2 separate regions of the Homo sapiens genome follow, and region 2 is linked to region 1. A link is a loop called in an ENCODE intact Hi-C map of the cell type or tissue named here. Cell type or tissue: Panc1. All regions are shown on one strand. Links, peaks and the distances in the headings refer to the core of each region. The heading gives the core; the rest is flanking DNA. Region 1 overlaps NALCN-AS1 (NALCN antisense RNA 1). Region 2 overlaps PCCA (propionyl-CoA carboxylase subunit alpha).

The links. A loop is a pair of places that touch in the nucleus more often than their neighbours do. Peaks named below come from ENCODE experiments on the same cell type or tissue, not always from the same donor. Only the 100,000 strongest peaks of a DNase experiment are listed, where the experiment ranks them.
Region 2: a loop joins it to region 1, with 8 times the contacts of the local background. A loop is called at or near these places in 1 of 110 quality-filtered maps.

Annotation. Positions count from the first base shown.
Region 1 is chr13:100,879,529-100,889,902 of GRCh38, forward strand. All of the region lies in intron 2 of NALCN-AS1 (NALCN antisense RNA 1), which reads left to right. Among named protein-coding and RNA genes, the nearest start is that of LINC00411, 60 kb to the right of the region's middle. RefSeq lists an enhancer at 1,767-2,061. In Panc1, for the core only: no CTCF peak of the experiment used is centred there; no DNase peak of the experiment used is centred there.
Region 2 is chr13:100,379,404-100,389,777 of GRCh38, forward strand. The region is part of intron 19 of PCCA (propionyl-CoA carboxylase subunit alpha); the gene reads left to right. Among named protein-coding and RNA genes, the nearest start is that of PCCA-AS1, 96 kb to the right of the region's middle. In Panc1, for the core only: no CTCF peak of the experiment used is centred there; no DNase peak of the experiment used is centred there; H3K27ac peaks cover 4,032 bases.

The sequences.
Region 1 (10,374 bases), core at 3,373-8,372:
AATTTGAACATGACCTGCACGTGGCCCCCACATTTCCCACCCTGTCCTGCAGGAACCAGTTTCTGCTCTCGTGAATGGCACATCTGGTCCTCCGTGTTGCAGATTAAACACCTGCTGTTAACTTCATCTCCTCTCTTACGCTAACACCAATAATCTGGTTTTTAGCAAACCTTACTTTTGGCTCTACCTCCAAAATATATGCAGAATGTGGCCACTTCCCCACTCCTTGCAGCCACTCTGATCCAAGCCACCATTGGATTTGACTGGATTTTTCTAACAGCCTTTGCTTCTGCCGGTGCTTTCTATCATTGGATTCTCACCTCCACAGCCAGACTGAACCTGCTTAAACCCAGGTCAGGTTGCTTCTTTCCCCGATCAAAATCCTCCAGTGATTCCCAACCTAGTGCAAAACTAAGCTTCTCGGCTGGGTGCAGTGGCTCACACCTGTTGTCCCAGCACGGCCGAGGTGGGCAGATCAGAAGGACAAAAGATCGAGACCAGCCTGGCCAACATGGCGAAACCCCGTCTCTACTAAAAATACAAAAATTAGTTGGGTGTGGTGGCACGTGGCTGTAATCCCAGCTACTCAGGAGGCTGAGGCAGGAGAATCGCTTGAACCAGGGAGTCAGAGGTTGCAGTGAGCTGAGATTGCACCACTGCACTCCAGCCTGGCGACAGAGTGAGACTCTGTCTCAAAAACAAAAACAAAATAAAACAACAACAACAACAACACGCTAAGCTTCTCACTTTGACCCACACGGCCCTGGCAACATACTTTACTTCCCTGATGTCATCTCCCATGACATTCCATCTTGCTCAGTGGCTCCAGACATTTGCCTCCTGGCTCTTCTGCAAATATCTGCAGGTGAGCTTTACTTTCCTTAGTGCCTTGCTTCTCCTACCAGCATGTAAATTCCATGAGCTTATTGTTCCTACTCTGTGGAACCCCTGTTCCCAGGACAATGCTTCACACAGGGTGTGCAGGCATTGAATATTTGTTGAATGAACAAATAATTTTCAGTGTTGGAAAATATGTTTAAATATGCATGTTAAAAATTTTAAGGTAATTATTTAGAGAATAGAAGTAATAGAGGTAATAGCCAAGTAATCAGAGGAGAAAAATGGAATAAAGAAAACTTTGTAACAAGAAACAGGGAAAAAAATAAAAAGGGTGCACAATAAACAGAAAACCAAAACAGAATTGCAAAAAGGAAAAACATGTCAGGAATCACAATCTATGCGAATAACACGGCTTTCTCAGATTGAATAAAAAATCCAGTTATGAGCTGTTTACAGGAGGCAAATATAAAACCAAATGATGCAGAAAGGTTGAAAATAAAAAGAAAGAAAAATACAAACCAGGCAAACATTAATAAAAAGAAAACAGAAGTAATAATGCTAAAATGACAAAATGTAACTCAAGGGTAAAAGCATTAAGAAGGAAAAAGAAAAGATGTTTTATATTAATCAAAAACACACCATGAAGATAAAAGAATCATAAAGCAATTTACAGTGCCCATCATAGTTTTGACATATAAATAAAGCAAACAATTGAAAATCTACATTCATAGTGAGAGATTTTAATACTCTTAGAAACCGACAGATCAAGTAGACAGAAAATGAAGATACAGAGTATTTGAAAACCATAACAGGTTTTTTGGGGGCATTGAGTGAAAATTGTGCTCCAAATATATATCTAGAGGATCACGAGGATTTAAGAAACAAGAAGACATATGTGGAGAAAATAAAAATTATCACACATTGTATAGATACTGTCTGAACAGAAAGAGTCAATTAAGAATCCCAATCCATTTTCTGATCTTTTGAAACATCTGGTCCTAACATTGCGTAGAGCAGCGGTTCTTGCAGTGAAAGCCCTGGATCAGTTGCGTCAGTGCCGCATGGCAATTTGTTAGAAATGCAGACTGATGGGCCCTAGCCCCAGCCCTACTGAGTCAGCAGCTCTGGGGATGGGCCCAGCTTTAACTAGCCCTCTGGGGGCTCTCACGCCAGCTCAAGAGTGAGAGCTACTGGCACAGATCAAAACTCAGAAGCCCACCTGCCTTCCTGGGTTTGAATGTCCTTGAAGCAATAGAGAAATGAATGTGCACACACTGTTCATATGTCGATTTCACAATATCCCTGAGAGTCTGCTTCATGGTAAAGGCCTGGGACTCGTCTTAGATCATCCTGACACTTTCCTGGGAAATTATGGCCTGAGTCTTTATAATTAACTTTTCTTTAAGAGAAAAGAGGTAAAATAATCAGTGGCCCTCATGCTGAAAATATTAAAAGTGTAAAAAAATTGAAATAGATGGATTAAAATAAATCAGTTATGATTTCTTATGCCTGAATTATATGCCTGGATTATGGACAAAATTTTCCCCTGTATCCATCTCTGGGTTTCCATTGGTTGCATCTACACTTTCAGCATCTCTAGGAGGTCTTCGGATGAGCCTTCCCCCAGGGAGGACACTGAGGACCAGGCATAACTGGGTAGAGAGGGAAATTAATGCCCTTTTCTTGAGACTCTTCTCCATGCCTGAGTGCCAGCCTTTCTCTGCTTCCCTTCAGGGACATGCTGCCCAGTTGAAATGCCTAAAACTGCTTCCTGGGAGCATTTGCAGTAGTAAGTGAAACACCTTTGGAGAGCATTTGTTTAAAAAAACAGAACAGCGTCATACATGCAAATTAAAATTTGTGTGTATCCGTACAACTATTCAAAGATGCATATCCAACACATCACAGTGGAAATCTGTGGAGAGGAGAGAGTTAGGGATGAGGGTTGTGGGGAAAAACAAAAGAAAACAGGAGTAGGTCCTTGTACAAAATGATTATTGTAATATGTTCTAAATCCAGAGGTATGATGTGATGGTTAATACTGAGTGTCAGCTTGATTGGATTGAAGGGTGCAATATTGATCCTGGGTGTGTCTGTGAGGGTGTTGCCAAAGGAGATTAACATTTGAGTCAGTGGACTGGGAGAGGCAGACCCATCCTTAATCTGGTGGGCACCATCTAATCAGCCACCAGTGAATATAAAGCAGGCGGAAAAGCGTGGAGAGACGAGATGGACCTAGCCTCCCAGCCTACATCTTTCTCCCGTGCTGGATGCTTCCTGCCCTCGAACACTGGACTCCAGGTTCTTCAGTTTTGGGACTCAGACTTGCTCTCCTTGCTCCTCAGCTAGCAGACAGCCTATTGTAGGACGTTGTGATCGTGTAAATTAATACCTAATAAACTCCCCTTTATATATATGTGTATATATATATCCTATTAGTTCTGTCCCCCTAAGAGAACCCTGACTAATACATAAGATTAATTCAAATCTCTGTTCCTGAGGTACTAAAGGCAAAAAAAAAAAAAAAAAAAAAAAAAGGTGGAGTTGAGCTATTCCTAATCTAAAAACTGATGCAATGTGGGAGAGGTAGTTTCTTTTAGAAATAACTTGTACTAGCTAGCTTTCAAATGGAACATAATAAATTTGTAAACTCATTACAAGTTGACTTAAGCTATAGGCCTGGTGTGATTTCAGGCTTGAAAACAAAGAAATAGTTCAGGGTTGCAATAGGGGGCCATGACTCTGAATCTTAGCTGAGCCTCTTACTAGCTGTATTACCGCATACTTGGTACTTAATCACTATCAAATTCAGTTTTCTCATCTAAAAAAGGGATAATTCTATCCACTTTACAGATTTGTGCAATAGTTGAATGTGATACCATACACGAAGGTATGTTAGGTACAGAATAGGTGCTATATAAAAGCTTTGGTGGAGAGAAGTAAGACAGGATGGGAGCCGTACCATCTCAACTGGTTTTTCAGAAGGTAATAGTATTGATTACAAGGAAAAGTTTGGATAGGAATGGTGAAGTCTTTGTGAACTGATTAATTCTATTGGAACCTCATTAGCCCTACAACTCTTCCGAATGATTCTTGATGTCGTGCACCATGCTTTTTGCGGAATTCAGTTATACAGATATGTGAGAAATAAGCCATCTCCCTCTCTCTTCTCTTCCTTCCCTCTATTCCTTCTTCTCTGTCATAGTGAACATGCTTTTCTACTGCGTAGGGCTTGACATATGTGTTATTATGGCTGTCAAAAGGAAGCCAGACCCAGAAGCTGCTGCCACACTGTGGTGTAACTGTGAGTGTGTCCCTTCAGTGCTCATAACAATGGAAGAGTTTATTCTTGATAATCTCTTAGGTCCTATGTCACTCTAATATTTTAGAACTCTGCATTTAAAGAATAATACCCTCTATCAATTCCAAGTCTAAGGAGGAGTCTTTGATCATGGTGAATTAATGTGTTACTTAGCTTTGCTATCCAAAGTGTGGTCTGTAGACCAGCAGATCACCATCATTTGGGAGCTGATTAGAAGCACAGAATTTTAGACTTTACCCAGGTCTCCTGAATAAGAATTTTCACAGGATCCCGAGGTGATGGATGTCTCATTAAAGTTTGAGAAACACTGCTTGAAAAACCACAACTCTTCTTTGTTCATATAAAATTCGCTGCCTTCAGCTTCAAAGTGTGTCTCCAGAAGCCACATAAAATTTCATCAAATTCTTGTGAGGAGGCTCACATTTTGACCATTTTTATAAAGAAAAACCGAGTTGGAGAATAAAAAGGGCTTGCTGAGGACTGGGGAGAACTGTCGCATAGAGAATGTGACCACAATCGTGCTCAGGCAGCCGTTGCCATAGGTAATGTTGGGATTCCCATTGCAGCCACATCTGCCTTTTGATACCTGAGCTAATTAAACATTAGAATATAGTGTGTTGTTTGCACAAAATGACGCCCTTTGAAAGTTGTCGAAGTTTCTTTGACATGAGAGTGGCTGATTTGTACAGTGGCATCTTAAAGACTTGATTAATGTTGTTCTATTTATTTTGACCACCCCGATCTTTAATTATAAAATTATACAGTTTAAAACGTGGCTGTCGGCCCCCGTCTGTGCCAAGTTTAACTGAACACATTTCTGTCTGGTCTCTTGTCACACTGTGGGCTTCAAAATCAATAAGCAAACTGCCTTGTTCTCAGACTCTCCATCCTCTCTTCTGCAGTCAACAGTCATAACTTTTTGAGGACACATGTTTATTGCTGCTGCTGGGGGCAGCTGCTCTTGTACCCACTTTCAAATGGGCTGTGGAAGAGACAAAGCTCATCTGGCTGCTGGTGAGTAGATGAATGTGAGCCGCTTCTCTTAGGCCATTGGTTTTTTTTTTTTTTTTCTTCCACTAGTTTTCTTGGAATGTGAATTCTCCCGCTATACAGAGGGAATTGCAGGTAGGCAATAAATAGTGTGTCTACCTAAACCACCAAGAAATGCATGGGGAAAATGAAAGCTTATGAAAATCCGATAACAAGTTAGAAATGCTATGGTGTGATTTTTCTCTTAAAGTTCTTCCTTTTATTCTTCATATCCTGCTTAGTTTTGCATCATTCGGCAACCTTTCTAGTGCTTGATTTTAAAAAGAAAGTGTCTCTGTCCCATCTTGTGTCCATATTTGACTCCTATGCTCTAAGGAAACCAGAACAAGCTTCAGGATAGAAGTGTGGCCATATCATGGGAAGTAGTAATTGGACAAAGTCCCTTTCAAATACCGCTGAAAGCAGGTGGTAGTTTTAAATGATACATTCCCTAGACACAGTTTTGCTTGATGTCTTTCTCTCTTACCTGTTTTTTTCCTTCCTTATCATTTTTGGATGTATTTAAAATGATTGTATTTTGGATTTCAGTTTTATAAGATGTTTAAAAAAATAATTGGAGGCCAGCCCCATAATTTTTATTGTATAGATAGTTTTGGCTTTCCATTCTTAACTCTTCCAAATAAAATTTCCACCATGCTTTTTAACACCTCATCTCTGGTGAAAATTAAAATGTTGTTTAAAATCACGCCATGGAAATTTTGTGCAAAATATGAAACTTTCACACTCCTTGATGCTATTATAAATCATTCGTATTGAATAAGTGTCAAAAATGACTAGGATTTAGGAGCTTAGGGAATGAAATGTTTTTTTCCCATTCTTTTCCGAAGAATTGTAACGTAGTCTGAAGATCTTGAGAGTTAGGTTTTGCTGTTCTGTGATGATGGAAATGTTCTTTGTGCTGTCTGAAATGGTGGCTGCTGGACACATGTGGTCACTGGACACTTGGAATGTAGTTAGTGCCACCGAGGAACTGAATTTTAAATTGTATTTAGTTTTACTGCATTTAAATTTAAATAGCCACATGTGGCTGCAGCTGCTTCTAAACTGCGACAGCAGAGTTGTATAGTTACAACAGAGACTAGTCTGCAAAGCTTAAAATATTTATCATCTAGGCCTTTCCAGAAAAAGCTTGTCAACCCTGGTCTAGATCAATGTTCAATGGAGTAGGACCCATGGAGAATAGGCAAAAGTAGTCAGGCCAATCTAGAGATACTTCATATTGGGCACATATGGAAAATGTTCATCTTGAAAATTATGTTAAGAGATTGGTAATTTTTTAGCTAGTTTTTTTTTTTTTTTTTTTTAAGACGAAGTCTCACTCTGTTGCCCAGGCTGGAGTGCAGTGGCGCAATCTCGGCTCACTGCAACCTCTGCCCTCCGAGTTCAAGCGATTCTCCTGCCTCAGCCTCCCGAGTAGCTGGGATTACAGGCGCCTGCCACTGCACCTGGCTAATTTTTGTATTTTTAGTAGAGACAGCGTTTCACCATCTTGGCCAGGCTGGTCTTGAACTCCTGACCTTGTGATCCACCTGCCTCGGCCTCCCAAAGTACTGGGATTACAGGCGTGAGCTACTATGACTGGCCTTAGCCAGTATTTTTTTCTGTAAAATGTGGTTAATGATTATGGTAAAATTTCAGGAAAAACAAGTGAAAAGTAAAAGTAAATTTCCACACATCTATATACTATATGCATACATATGTGTGTTTTTGTATTTGTTATAGAACAAATTATATTATTCCATATGTGATGTCCTACATATTCCATGTTGCTCCCATTTAACACTTTATTTGAATATTTTAAATAACTCAAACGTTAATCCATCCAAGGTAAAATCTCATTTCAATGATCATTTCCTTCTTTTAGAAGAGCAGTCTTACTTGCTGAGTAATTTTTGTAGCATTTGTGCTACAAACGTAGAAACAGGAGTTTCAAACGTTTAGCTATGCTTGAAATCTCAAGCGAAGGTTTAATTTAAATTTGGAGTACACATATCCACATATTTACATATGTATATAAACATGTATGTATTTATATGTGTACTCCAAATATATGTATACGTATAGTATACACACATAGTATATGTGTGTATATGTATCTATGTATACTCCAAATTTCAAAGATGCAATTGTAATGATATGTATTATTAGAGTTAAACTGAGAGAACATTTAAACTTACTATTTACTCTTCTATCTGAGAACAAGCAAAGTGAGAAACTTGACATGTGGGACAAGAGATTTTATTTGAATCCTCAAAACAATAAATGCAGGTTTATTTTCTAAATACTGGGATCTGGGCATGCTGTATAAGAAAGACATTGATTCAACCAAATTCTTTGGGCACTGATACGGTGAGGGCTAACAGGGCTAATATAAATGGAAGATATGGTAGTGTCTTGGTTTATGGTCTCTCCGGGCATACAAATCATATGAGGATAAAAAGGTAAAATGCAAGACAATACATAATTAGGAATCACCTGAGTAATATAGTAAATATCAGGGAATATCTCTTGCCAATGCTCAATTTTCACTGTGCTATGGCCCATATATTTCAACTAGACACTTTGGTGTGAAGCGCAAGGACAAGAAATGAGTTGTCAACATCAGTCTGGTTTATGGGAAAGATGAAAGACTTGGTGAATACAGTGGAGGGTAATGTACAAGGGAAAGAAAGCAACACAAAAAGCTGAGTGGTAGGAAAAAAGAGAGGGAGGTTCCAATAATAAAAGGTAAAGAGATAGAGACTGCACTGGTGTGATGGAAGTCCTGCAAAATTTTCAGTTTTCCGCCCATAGTCAAACTTTGCCAAAAATGCATAATATAGATTTAAATTACGTTGGAAGAACAAACCTCTCAGGCTGTATAAATGCAGCCCATGGGGCTAAAGAACCTGATCACGTCCAGAGTAGAGAGATAGGAAAACTTAGGGGAGGCAATTAGCAGCCCATATATACTTAATGAGCTGTTTTAAAGGGTACAGGTGACAATTAGCCTGGTACTTACCCTGTGCCAGAAGGAAGTCATTTCAGTTACTACCAAGGTTGGTCTGTGCAGATTGCTATAAATAATACTTTCCTTTGGCTGGAAATGACTCAGCAATGTCCTTTCTCAACCCCACTGTGTCATTAAGAGGCTGTGAAGGAAACTCATTCCAGATTCCCTTGGGACAAAGTGAGCATGCAGTGAAGGCAGAGAATGCCTTTCCTTGGGGTCAGGAGGGCCCCATGAGCAAGATATGGGCTGGCAATGTGATGACAGTAGTGTCCTGCATTCCTGAATGGGATGACAGCAATGTCCTGTATATCCTGTTTTGGGATAACACAGAGCCATGTTGGGAGACTGAGGCCATGGTCACGTGACCTCAAGCAAGTCATGCAATCTCTCTGCAGATCAGTTTCCCCACCTAGCTCATACTCCGTAAGAGGATATGATCATCAATAATACTTTGAAAAGATAAAAAAGAGAAAAAAAGCCCTATACGTAGTTAAGAAATCACCAATACATGCTTTAGAGCTAGATCCAAAGGTGAAGATCAGAATTAAATATGACCTGGGCTGGGGGAAGAAGGTGTCACTTAAGATATTCATCCCAGATCCAGTTGAATCCTCAGTCTGGAAGCCATGTTGGGATGAGAATCTATTCCATGGATCTATCTTTTGCTTTGACTCACATATTGGTAGAGTCTATAGATATTTCTCTGGGAAAAACTCTACCCTGGGCTAACTTGAAAAGGCATCATCCCATCAGTGTATCTGTATGAAGGTATATGTAGTATTTAGCAATAAGTAGTGGTGTTCCTTGCTTTTGAAACCAGGAAGGGTGAGCCCATAAAGTTAGTTGTGGAAATAAACAGACAACTCAAATAAGAAAAGCAGAGGTGATTTATTCAGAGTTTGATGTAGCAAGAGAGTCAGCCACCATCACTTGCATTTGGCAGAGACTCAAAGGTAGGCAGGGGAGTGGGAGAGCTTTACAGTGGGCAAAAAGGGACAGCTTCAAGTGTGTCCTGATTGAAGGCTGTTGACATAGGGAAGCTGGCTGCAGCCAACTTCCCAGATTACAGCCAACAACCCAGATTACTGGGGTCAACCCCTAGAGTTTCTGCTCCTATAGGTCTGAGGTGGGAAGTGGATACCTGCAGACCGGAAAAGTCTATGTAAGGGGTTGGGGGCATATTTGGCTTTCTTTCTGGTCCTAAGCTGGAAGTGGTGACAAAAATTAGAGAAACTGCCATTCATTAATCAAATCCTCAACATTTTGTTTTTTTTGTTGTTGTTGAAGAAGTGATTGTTTAGCCTGCTGGATTGTTACTAGAGATAGCAGTCTGGCTTCCCGCAAGTCTAGCTTGAGTAGGCTGGCTTCCTTTGTTGTTTATTATAGATAAAGGGTTGGTTTACTGGGCAGGCTGCTGCATTTGCAAGTCAGAGTTCTGTTTTTTAGATGGTCTAGCCATTCTCCATGTTGTATTAGTCTCCCGTAGTTAAGACCAAACATTAATGGAGATCTTCATTTAAATTATTATTTTACTAAGACTTGTGTGACCCTGAGAAAGTCACTTCACCTTTCATCTAAGAATAGGATTGTATTACCTGCCTAGCATAGCTCACAGGGTTGTATGTATATCAAATGAGAAAAATTGTATGCAATATGGTAGCTTGTCTCTAGGATAGGGAATAAATTTTAATGATGACAATGACAGAGACCAGTATGGAATAACAGCTATCCTTCCTTTACCCCTATCTACTCTAAGACATATGAAACCATCTTGTACTTGATTGAAAAAGGTTAATTCATATTTATTTAGCATCTTTGGCACACATTAATATTTGAACCACTTTCTTCATGAAGTGTCCCAGTTACAAAATAAATAAGAGAAAATGCATGCTCTCTCTTAAGTGTTCATATTATTAACCATTTTTGGAATAACGGACCCATTTGAGAATTTGATAAAAGTTATGGATTCTCTCCCAGAAAAATACACATATACATATACACCCAATTTTGCACACTGTTTCAAGGGGTTCATAAATGAGGAATCCATTTATGTAGACTTTTAAAGGCAGAGGTTCTCAACCTGGATTGCATATTAAAAACATCTGGATAGTTTATAAAACTCCTATTAGGTAGGCTGTACTCTTGCGGGGTGAGACCCGGACATTGGTCC
Region 2 (10,374 bases), core at 2,936-7,935, 500 kb before region 1:
ATTTAACAAAAGAAGTATAAAACTTGTATTGTGAAACAAACCATTGAAAAAAGAAATTAAGGAAAATCCAAATAAATGGAAAGTTTCTAATATTTGTGAATTGAAAAACTTAAGATGGCACTGCTTGCCTGTATTAGTCTGTTCTCACGCTGCTAATGAAGACATATCCAAGACTGGGTAGTTTATAAATGAAACAGCTTTAATGAACTCACAGTTCCATATGGCTGGGGAGGCCTCATAATCATGGCAGAAGATGAAGGAAGAGCAGAGGGACATCTTACATGCAGCAGGCAGGAGAGCGCTCTTGCAGGGGAACTCCCCTTTATAAAACCATCAGACCTCCTGAGACTTATTCACTATCACAGGAACCACACGGGGAAGACCCACCCCCGTGATTCAATTTCCTCCCACTGGGTCCTTCCCACACATGTGGGAATTATGGGAGCTACAATTCAAGATGCAATTTGGGTGGGGACACACCCAAATCATGTAATTCCCAAATTAGTCTAAAGATGCAACACAATTCCTGCCGAAGTCCAAGCTGTATTTTTATCAGAAATTGACAAGCTGATCCTAAAATTTGGAAAATATGGAAACTTAAGGGACCCAGAATAGCCAAAGTAATCTAAACACACACACACACACACACAGACACACACGAAAAAACAAAAAAACACGCCAGTCACATTGGCTCAGACCTGTAATCCCAGCACTTTGGGAGGCCAAGGCAGGAGGATGACTTGAGCCCAAGAGTTCGAGACCAGCCTGAGAAATATAGTGAGGCCCCCATCTCTACAAAAAAGTTTTTTTTAGCTGATGGTGGTAGCATGTGCCTCTAGTCCCAGCTACCTAGAAGGCTGGGGTTGGAGGATAGCTTAAGCCCAGGAGGTGGAGGTTGCAGTGAGCTCTGATCACACCACTGCACTCCAGCCTGGGATACAGAGCAAAACTCTGTCTCAAAACCAACCAAACAAACAAACCCACAAAAATCCAGAATTGGATAAATCATATTTCCATCTTTCAGAAGTTACTACAAACAGCCTTGTAATCAAATACAGTGTAGTACTTGCAAAATGATTGTCATATAAATCAACAGAATAGAATTGAGAATCCAGAAATAAGCCCAAAAATATATGGTCAATTGATCTTTGACAAAGGTGCCAAAATAATTCAATGGTAAAAAGAATAATCTCTTCAACAAATGGTGTCGAAACACCTGGGTTCACATGTAAAGGAATGAAGTAGAAACCCTACCTCATATTGATTAGTATACAAAAATTAATCCAAAATGGATTGAAGACCTAAATATAAGAGGCAAAACATCTTTAAAAATAGATGAATTGTTCAACATCAAGATTAAAATGTTTGCTTCAAAGGACACTAACAGGAAATTGAAGACAAACCAGAGAATGGGAAAAAATATTTGCAAATGAAATTTTCAGTAAAGCACTTGTGTTTAAAATACATAAAGAACACTTACAACTTAACAATAAAAAACAGCCCACTCTAAAAATAGGCAAAAGATCTGAATAGACGTTTCTCCAAAGAATATATGCAATTGCCGGTAAGCACATATAGAGATGTTCTGCATCATAAGGCATGGAGGGATCCAGATGCAAATCAAAACCACAGTGAGATTGTCCTTTGTACCCACTACATAGCTCTACTTTAAAAAGTCAGGTAATAACAAGTGTTGGTAGGCCAGGTGCGGTGGCTCACGCCTGTAATCCCAGCACTTTGGGAGGCTGAGGCAGGTGGATCACGAGGTCAGGAGATGGAGACTGTCTTGGCTAACACAGTGAAACCCCGTCTCTACTAAAAATACAAAAACAAAATTAGCTGGGGCATGGTGATGGGCGCCTGTAGTCCCAGCTCCTTGGGAGGCTGAGGCAGGAGAATGGCATGAACCCGGGAGGTGGAGCTTGCAGTGAGCCGAGATCGCCACACTGCACTCCAGCCTGGGCGATAGAGCGAGACTCCGTCTCAAAAAAAAAAAAAAAAAAGTGTTGGCAAAGAGGTGGAGAAATTGAAACCTTCAAATGCTATTGGTGGGAACGTAAAAGGGTGCAGCTGCTTTGGAAAACAGGATGGCATTTCCTCAAATGGTTAAATATCTGGGTTATTCAGAACCTTGGCTCTGTTGTATCAGGAGTATTTAATCTTGAATATTTATATAAGTATTTATGTATTTCTTTATTACTATGGTGAATATATCTTACCTTTCAAATAATATTGAAGCAAGTTATTTCCCTGACCCCTTTGCGGGACCGCTTTGCCACGGGGTGCCTCCTTTAATCAGCCTATAGCTCTCAACTCCTTGTGGGAGGGAGCACACGAGCGAAGGAGGCGGGAACTGTAGTGCAGGAGCACTGGAACTGACCAGCCGTTTTGGCGCCAGTGGGATCAAACTCCACTCATTTGCACCTGTTGCCTTCCACACCTCGTAGGAGGGAGTGCACAGGTGAGTGGGTGCAGGAACCAGAGCAAGTGCTTTTGGGCGCCAGCAGGAGCGAACTCTGTGCAGGCCCCATGGCAGCATCCAGGAGGGGTGCCTGTGACTCCCAAAGCCCCAGAGGGCATGTTACAGTGCTCTTTTAGCTCTGCTCTCCACAGGCGGCTTAAGTGTTAACAGCTCAGTTGGCCTGCTGCTGCCCTCCACCAGCGAGGGCAAAGGGCCAGCGTAACAACCTTTTGTATCCACACACATGGCTCCTGAACTCTTGTCTGGTGTCCAGGAAAAATGAGGTCACACGAACTAATTGAAGGATGGTAAATGCAGGAATGATTTTATTGCCGATGAAAGTGGCTCTCAGTGGGAAGAGAGGGGAGCTGAAAAGGGGACAGAGGAGGGGTAGGTGATCTTCCCCTGAAGTCCGGCTGGATTTTCTCCGGTTACTCCATCAAGCTGTCCCTCTGAAGTCAAGTCCCTTCTCTCCAACATTCAGCTGCTTCTCCTCTCTGCTGATTGAGTCTGGGGTCTTTATAGGCACAGGATGAGGTGGGGTGGGGCCATGGGTAGTTTAGGAAAAGGCAACATTTGAGCTGGAAAACAGGGAGAGAAGTTCTCACTTTGGGCCACGGTCTCAGGCTTTTCAGCTTGAGGGTGGAACTTCACCAGGGACCCACACCTGTCTGCCTAGAATTTCTCTGCCTCCTGTCTCTATCATTGTATCAATATCAAACAATAGTTGTTGGCCTACATGTCAGTAATTTAAAGATGAATTAAATGGTTATATATGATAACATTTATCAGAGACCTTTAGAAACATTCATATTCTTTGGTCTACTATTTTTACTTCTAGAACATATTCCAAGCAAGCAATGAAAAATCGCTAATTCAACATATAATATTTTGTCAGGGAAAAAATAAATTAAAGGCAGTTGGGCTTGGAGATATCCATGTAAACAATCTGTACTTATAAGGGAAGGCAGAGTTGGAAGTAATTAAAATAATGTAATAAATGCATTAATAGAGGTGTCATCAACCAGTTAAATCTATGAGAAAGAAAGAAAGGCACTCAACTGCTTGGGGGAAGGGAAGGATCTGGGGGAAGATGAAAGAAGTTCCTCTTGGGGGAGATGACTGATGAGTCACAGCTTAGAACATATTTTTTAGTATATATAAGCCAGAACTTGCCTCAAAATTATTGTATAAATAAATGAGGAAAAACATTAGAATGTGGTAGCATGGGGGAGAGCACCTCAGTCCCCCAAGTAGCTGAGACTACAGGGGCATGCTACCATGTCTGGCTAATTTTTATATTTTTTGTAGTGACAGGGTTTTCGCCATGTTGCCTAGGCTGGTCTTGAACTCCTGGGTTCAAGCCATCTGCCCACCTTGGCCTCTCAAAGTGCTGGGATTACAGGCATGAGCCACCGTGCCCAGCCTGTGATTTCAAGTTTTATCCAAGCAATATTTTTTGAGAGCAATATAAGATTTGAGACTGGGTGCGTGGCTCACGCCTGTAATCCCAGCACATTGAGAGGCTAAGGCGGGAGGATCACTTGAGCCCAGGAGGTCTAGACCAGCCCTGGCAACAAAAAAAATTTTATATGATTAGCCGGTCATGGTGATACACGCCTGTAGCCTCAGCTACTCAGGAGGCCCAAGGGGGAAGATGCTTTGAGCCTGGGAGATTGAGGCTGCAGTGAGCCATGATTGCACCACTGCACTCTAGCCTGGGTGAGAGTGAAATCCTGGACCCCGTGTCGAAAAAAAAAAATAAAGATTTGAGATAGGTAAGCTTTTGTGTACAAGAGAGTTTGTGCTACATTTTGTTTTCTTTATAATGTTTGTTTTGGTTGATGCAAAATTGTTTCATCTTAGATGCTTGAGGTGGAAGGAGGGAATTGTTTTGTAGTATTCATATAATTGAAATTACCACCCTATATTTTTCTCCTCAAAGAAAGAATATGGTGATGAACTAAGAATAGAAAATAATAACTACATATGGATGCATAATAAGAAATAATTATATACGCATTGTTTGACGTTTTCCTTCTCTGCTATAACTCACCCTTTTTCCTTTGTTCTACCACCATATGTTTTGTTCTGGATTTCTTGACTAAGAAAACATTCCACCATAGTTTATTTTAATATTTAAAGAGCACTTTGAAAGTTTGATTTTTTTTTTTTTTTTTGAGACAGAGCTCACTCTGTTGCCCAGGCAGGAGTGCAGAGGCACAATCTTGGCTCACTGCAACTTCCACCTCCCAAGTTCAAGTTATTCTCATGGCTCAGCTTCCCGAGTAGCTGGGATTACAGGCACGTGCCACCACGCCTGGTTAATTTTTGTAGTTTAAGTAGAGACGGGGTTTCACCCTGTTGGCCAGGCTGATCTCGAACTCCTCACCTCAGGTGATCTGCCCGCTTCAGCCTCCCAAAGTTTTGGGATTACAGGCGTGAACCACTGTGCCTGGCCAAAAATTCAATTTTAAGTAAATCTGTTTAAATGTTTTTGTGTAACGTTTTCATAAAAATGAAAAATTCGATGAACTTAGAATATGCCAAGAATCTTCTGCACAAAATAATAACTTTGTGTTCTCAAATAGTAATATAAAGAATCTGTAATGTATCTTCATTAAGAATTTATACATGCATTTTACATCATAATCTCTTTTATTCTATGAATAGAGCATAATACTAAATTATGAAGTTACTGGAATTTTTATAGGAACATGATAAGAATCATGTGGTTCTTTTAAAGAGTTAATTTTGGAACATCTTTTGTTCAAAAAATAGAACATTATTATATGTATTCTTTTGCCTCTATTGTCAGTTTTTAGGATAGGCTTTTAATCTTGAACATGAAAAGGACATCAGTAAACAAGGTGAGTTAACTATTACATTTATGCCTATTATAGGCTTTTAGTTTAAAAATTACCTATGGCTTAAATACAGAGAAGGCAGACAGAAAAAGAACCTTTTTTTCCCTGAGCATTTTAAAGAGAATACTACAGTACCATTAGGGGTTTATAATAAAGGACTATAATTCTATTTAGAAAACTGACTTACAGTACATGACAAATGATAGAAAATTGAGGTAAGTTTTTTGAAGTCATATTTTATATTTATTTTTTATTTTTCATTAATTTGTCTTTTGCCAGAATTAAATGTTATGATCATTAAACTACTTCTCTTCTTAGGTAATTTTTTCACTTAGTCTTTCTACCCCTCTACCTTTAAAAAGTATACTGAACAAAGCAGCAAAAGATATTCTCTTTGAGGAAAATACCTTATTTTCTGTGAATAGTTTTTTAAAATTAAAACATAATGCATAAACATAGAAATTCTTTTACATTGGCAAGAACTTTTTCCTTGATAAAATTATTTTTCCATTTGAAAAATTATTAGGATAATAAGTCAAGATAATGCTTAAAAATGTAAAAATTTTCTGCAAAGAATGTAAAACTGTCGTAAGTGAAGCCAACAGGTAAGCCAAAAAACCAGAGAGAAAATTTGCAGTTCATTTTAGTCACAAAATAAGGGATGCCCTTCATATATGCAGAACTCTTACAAATCAATATGAAAATGAACAAAAGCCCTGGTAAAAAAATATTCAGAGACAGTTTACAGCAAAGGACATGTGGCTCCTGCACATATGATAAAAAGTGCTAAAAGCCACACACACATTCAAGTGAAAATCATGATGAGATACGATTTTCCATGCACATTTTGGCAAAAATGAAAAATGTGTTAATTCCGTTTTGTTTTGATTTTATTTATTTATTTTTTTTGAGACCAGGTCTTGCTCTGTTGCCCAGGCCGGAGTGCAGTGGCATGATCACGGCTGACTGCAACGTCGGCCTCCTAGGCTCCAGTGATCCTCCCACCTCAGGCTCCTGAATAGCTGAATAGTCAGCATGCCCAGCTCCTTTTTGTATTTTTTATAGAGACAGGGTTTCACCATGTTGCCCAGGCTGGTCTCGAACTCCTGGGCTGAAACAATCCACCTGCCTTGGCCTTCCAAAGTGCTGCAATTATAGGCATGAGCCACTGCACCTGGCCTCTTCCTAAGATTGTAGAAACGTAAGCTCTCAAACGCTGGTGGGAGTATAAATGGATATAACAACCTCCATGGAGAGCAATTTGACAAAATGAATTTATACTGTGTGTTATGTCCACCTGTAGGAGATGTGCAAGAATAGTCATGTTAGTATTATTTCTTAGAGCAGAAGACTGGAAAGAACTAGCAAAAGGTAGTGAAAAGGTAGCTCACTCCAAAAGTTTTGCTTAGGGTTCCAGAGTTCATAGTAATTTCATTTGTCCTAAAACATCACAGGACTATTTTAAAGAATACTATGTTTCTCCCTGCTATTGGTTTAAGGAAGAATGTCTAAAAGTAACTTACTGTACCAGTGTAACATGGTATCAAACTGCCTGTCAGACTGGAATAGTTAAATAAATATGATACATTCATAACATTGAAATACTGTGCAGCCTTTAAAAAGTTGAGAGTGTCTTCTATGTGCTGCTTTCTTTTTTTTTAAGACGGAATCTCGCTCTGTAGCCCAGGTTGGGGTGCTGGGGTGCAGTGGCGCGATCTCAGCTCACTGCAAGCTCTGCCTCCCAGGTTCACACCATTCTCCTGCCTCAGCCTCCTGAGTAGCTGGGACTACAGATGCCTGCCACCATGCCTGGCTAATTTTTTGTATTTTTAGTACAGACGTGGTTTCACTGTGTTAGCCAGGATGGTCTCCATCTCCTGACGTCGTGATCCACCCGCCTCGGCTTCCCAAGGTGCTGGGATTACAGGCGTGAGCCACCGCGCCCAGCCCTGTGTGCTGCTTTATCAAGTGACAGAGGCAAACGACATTCATTGGCATAAAAAAGAATGTGTGTGTTTGTGCTTGTGATATCCACAGAATATCTTTGGAAGGAGCCACAAGAAACTGGGACCCATGGTTGCCTGTGAGTTGGGGAGCTGGAGGGCTGACTCCATAACAAGTGAGAAGGATACATCTCTTAGATCATATCTTTTTAGTATTTTTTGAATTTTGAACCCTACATGTGTATTACCTATTTTTTTTAAAAAACATTTCAAAATTGTGCAGTGGAAGGGTCTGTAAGATGGAGCAGTGTTGAAATAATGGAGCCTTAATTACCTTTCAAGAAACTTCTGCAGTGACTTGGCCATCCGGGGAAGCAATCAGAAAAGCAGCTGGCTCATTAAATGGAGAGTGCTGGTCCCACAGGTGTAAGTACACAAAACGCAATCACTGAAATTCTTTGGCTAGCACTTCCAACTCGGAGACAGTTGCTGGAGATCACTTAATAGGCTCTGGTTACAGGTTGATCTAATCTGAATTAAGAAATTGGAAAAAGCAAAGAAAGAGCAGTAACATAGGTCAGAGTAAGGAAGCTGAGTCCGAACAGTTCCTCCACAGCCTCCTGTTTCCCCTTCTGTAGGTGTATGAACTACCCAGAGAGATTACTGTGAATGTAGAATAGTTGGAGAGATGTGTTTCCCAATAGCAAAAGGCAGTGTAAAGGTAGTTCACTCCAAAAGTTTTGCTTAGGGTTCCAGAGCTCATAGTAATTTCACTCGTCCTAAGACATCACAAGGCTATTTTAGAGAACAGTATGTTTTTCCTTACTCTTGGTTCAAGCAAGAACATCCAAAAGTAACCTGATGTACCAATGTGACTCCTTATCCCAAGCTAAAGAATATCCTTTCAAGGCAAATTCATCCAAATCAGCTTGACATCTGATGGGAGGGGGTTGGATAAACAAGGTTGTAGAGAAATCAAGTCTGAAGAGTAACCTTGCACAGCTTGATCTGTTTACTTTTTAAATGCAGGTTTGTTCAGTGGGTATCGCACTCTACTTTTGAAACATAGGACTAAATTTTCACAAAAATGTGAAGATCCTGCCCGTGTACTCTGGAAAATTGCTTGTCTAATTGGGTGCACAGCTGCACCTGTACCCTCTTGAATGACTCAGTCATGGTGTGCTCAAGGGCCAAGTAACTTGTTATGGTGCTAAGTGAAGAACAAAAATATATAAAATTCAGTTACTTTGGCAATGAAAAACACTGAATGGTATTGGTTGTTATATTACAGTTGGCAAATACTGTAATTAAGACTTCAAGTGATTTTTAGTATTAGCCCTGGATTCACTTTCTGAAGAATTTTATTTAGAATAAAACTTTCAGCGTTGATACCAGATAGTCACCTTTAGTTCAGTTCAGTTTCATAAATCTTTATAAAATATTTATAGTAGTCAAGGAGCCTATTACGGGTGCTAGTCAGGTTTCTGCAACAACAAAAAGTAAATTAAAGTTGGCTGGGTACAGTGGCTCACGCCTATAAGCCCAACAGTTTAAGAGGCTGAGGCAGGAGGATCGCTTGAGCCTGGGAGTTGGAGACCAGCCTGGGCAACATAGTGAGACCCTGTCTCTACAAAAAAAAATTAGCCAGGCATGGTGGCACATGTCTGTGGTCCCAGCTACTCAGGGGGCTAAGGTGGGAGGATCAAGTGAGCCTGGGAGGTCAAGGCTGCAGTGAGCTGTGATCGTGCCACTGCACTTTAGCCTGGGCAACAGAGTGAGACCCCATCTCAAAACAAACAAACAAAAAATGTAAAACTCACAAATTTAAAAAAGTTTTAAGACCAGGCGCAATGGCTCACGCCTGTAATCCCAGCACTTTGGGAGGCCGAGGTGGGCAGATCACCTGAGATCAGGAGTTGGAGACCAATCTGGCCAACATGGTGAAACCCAGTCTCTACTAAAGATGCAAAAATTAGCCAGGTGTGGTGGTGGTCACCTGTAGTCCCAGCTACTTGGGAGGCTGAGGCGGAGAATCGTTTGAACCTGGGAGGTAGAAGTTGCAGTGAGCCAAGATTGCAACATTGGACTCCAGCCTGGGTGACAAGAGTGAAACTCCGTCTTAAAAAATAAAAATAATTAAAAAGTTTTAAAATTCACTTTGGTATGATATTTTGACCCCTCAAAGTTGTTTATAAATAGAATGAACAGTGGAGCCATCTGTTAAAATGCCTTGGCTGAGTGACTCAGCTAGTAGATGAATTTTGACATATTTATAGCACCATGCATTGATCATTTTAGTTGTAATATAACAGCTGTTTATTGAGTACCTTTTATGACATAGGTCCTGGAGAACCAGTGGTAATCAAAAGAGATGATACATCTGACTTCTCACAGTGTCATCTGTTGAGGGGGACAAGGATGAAAGCTGTGTCAGTGAAGGAGGAAAATTGAGTGGTAACAGGGAGGGCAGGTGCTGTGGTGAGCATGTATGTAGCGGAGGCCCCGAACTGAACACGGAGGTGGTTAGGGGAGGCTTAGGAAGGAAATACTGGCCAGGCTGAGACCTACACAGGAGGTTTGGGGGAGGGTAGGGGAAGGAGTCAGAGTTTGAAGGCCTACATAAAAAGTAGATACAGCTATAAAGAACGAGATCATGTCCTTTTTAGGGACATGGATGGAGCTGGAAGTCATTATCCTTAGGAAACTAATGCAGGAACAGAAAACCAAATGCCGCATGTTCACATTTATAAGTGGGAGCTAAATAACAAGAACACATGGACACAAGGGAACAACACACTGGCGCCTACCAAAGGGTGGAGGGAGAAGATCAGGAAAAATAATGGATACTAGGCTTAATACCTAGGTGATGAAATAATCTGTACAAGAAACCCTCATGACACAAGTGTACCTATGTAACAAACCTGCACATGTATCCCTGAATGTAAAATAGAAGTTAAAGAAAAGAAAAACACACACACACCAAAAAAAAGCAGAAAGAGAACTAAGAAAGTTAATTGTGTCTGAAGCAAGAGAGAAGTTGTGTATGACTGCAGCACAGAAAGCTTGAAGTGTGGGACCTGGTGGCAGGCAGGGAGGGGGAAAC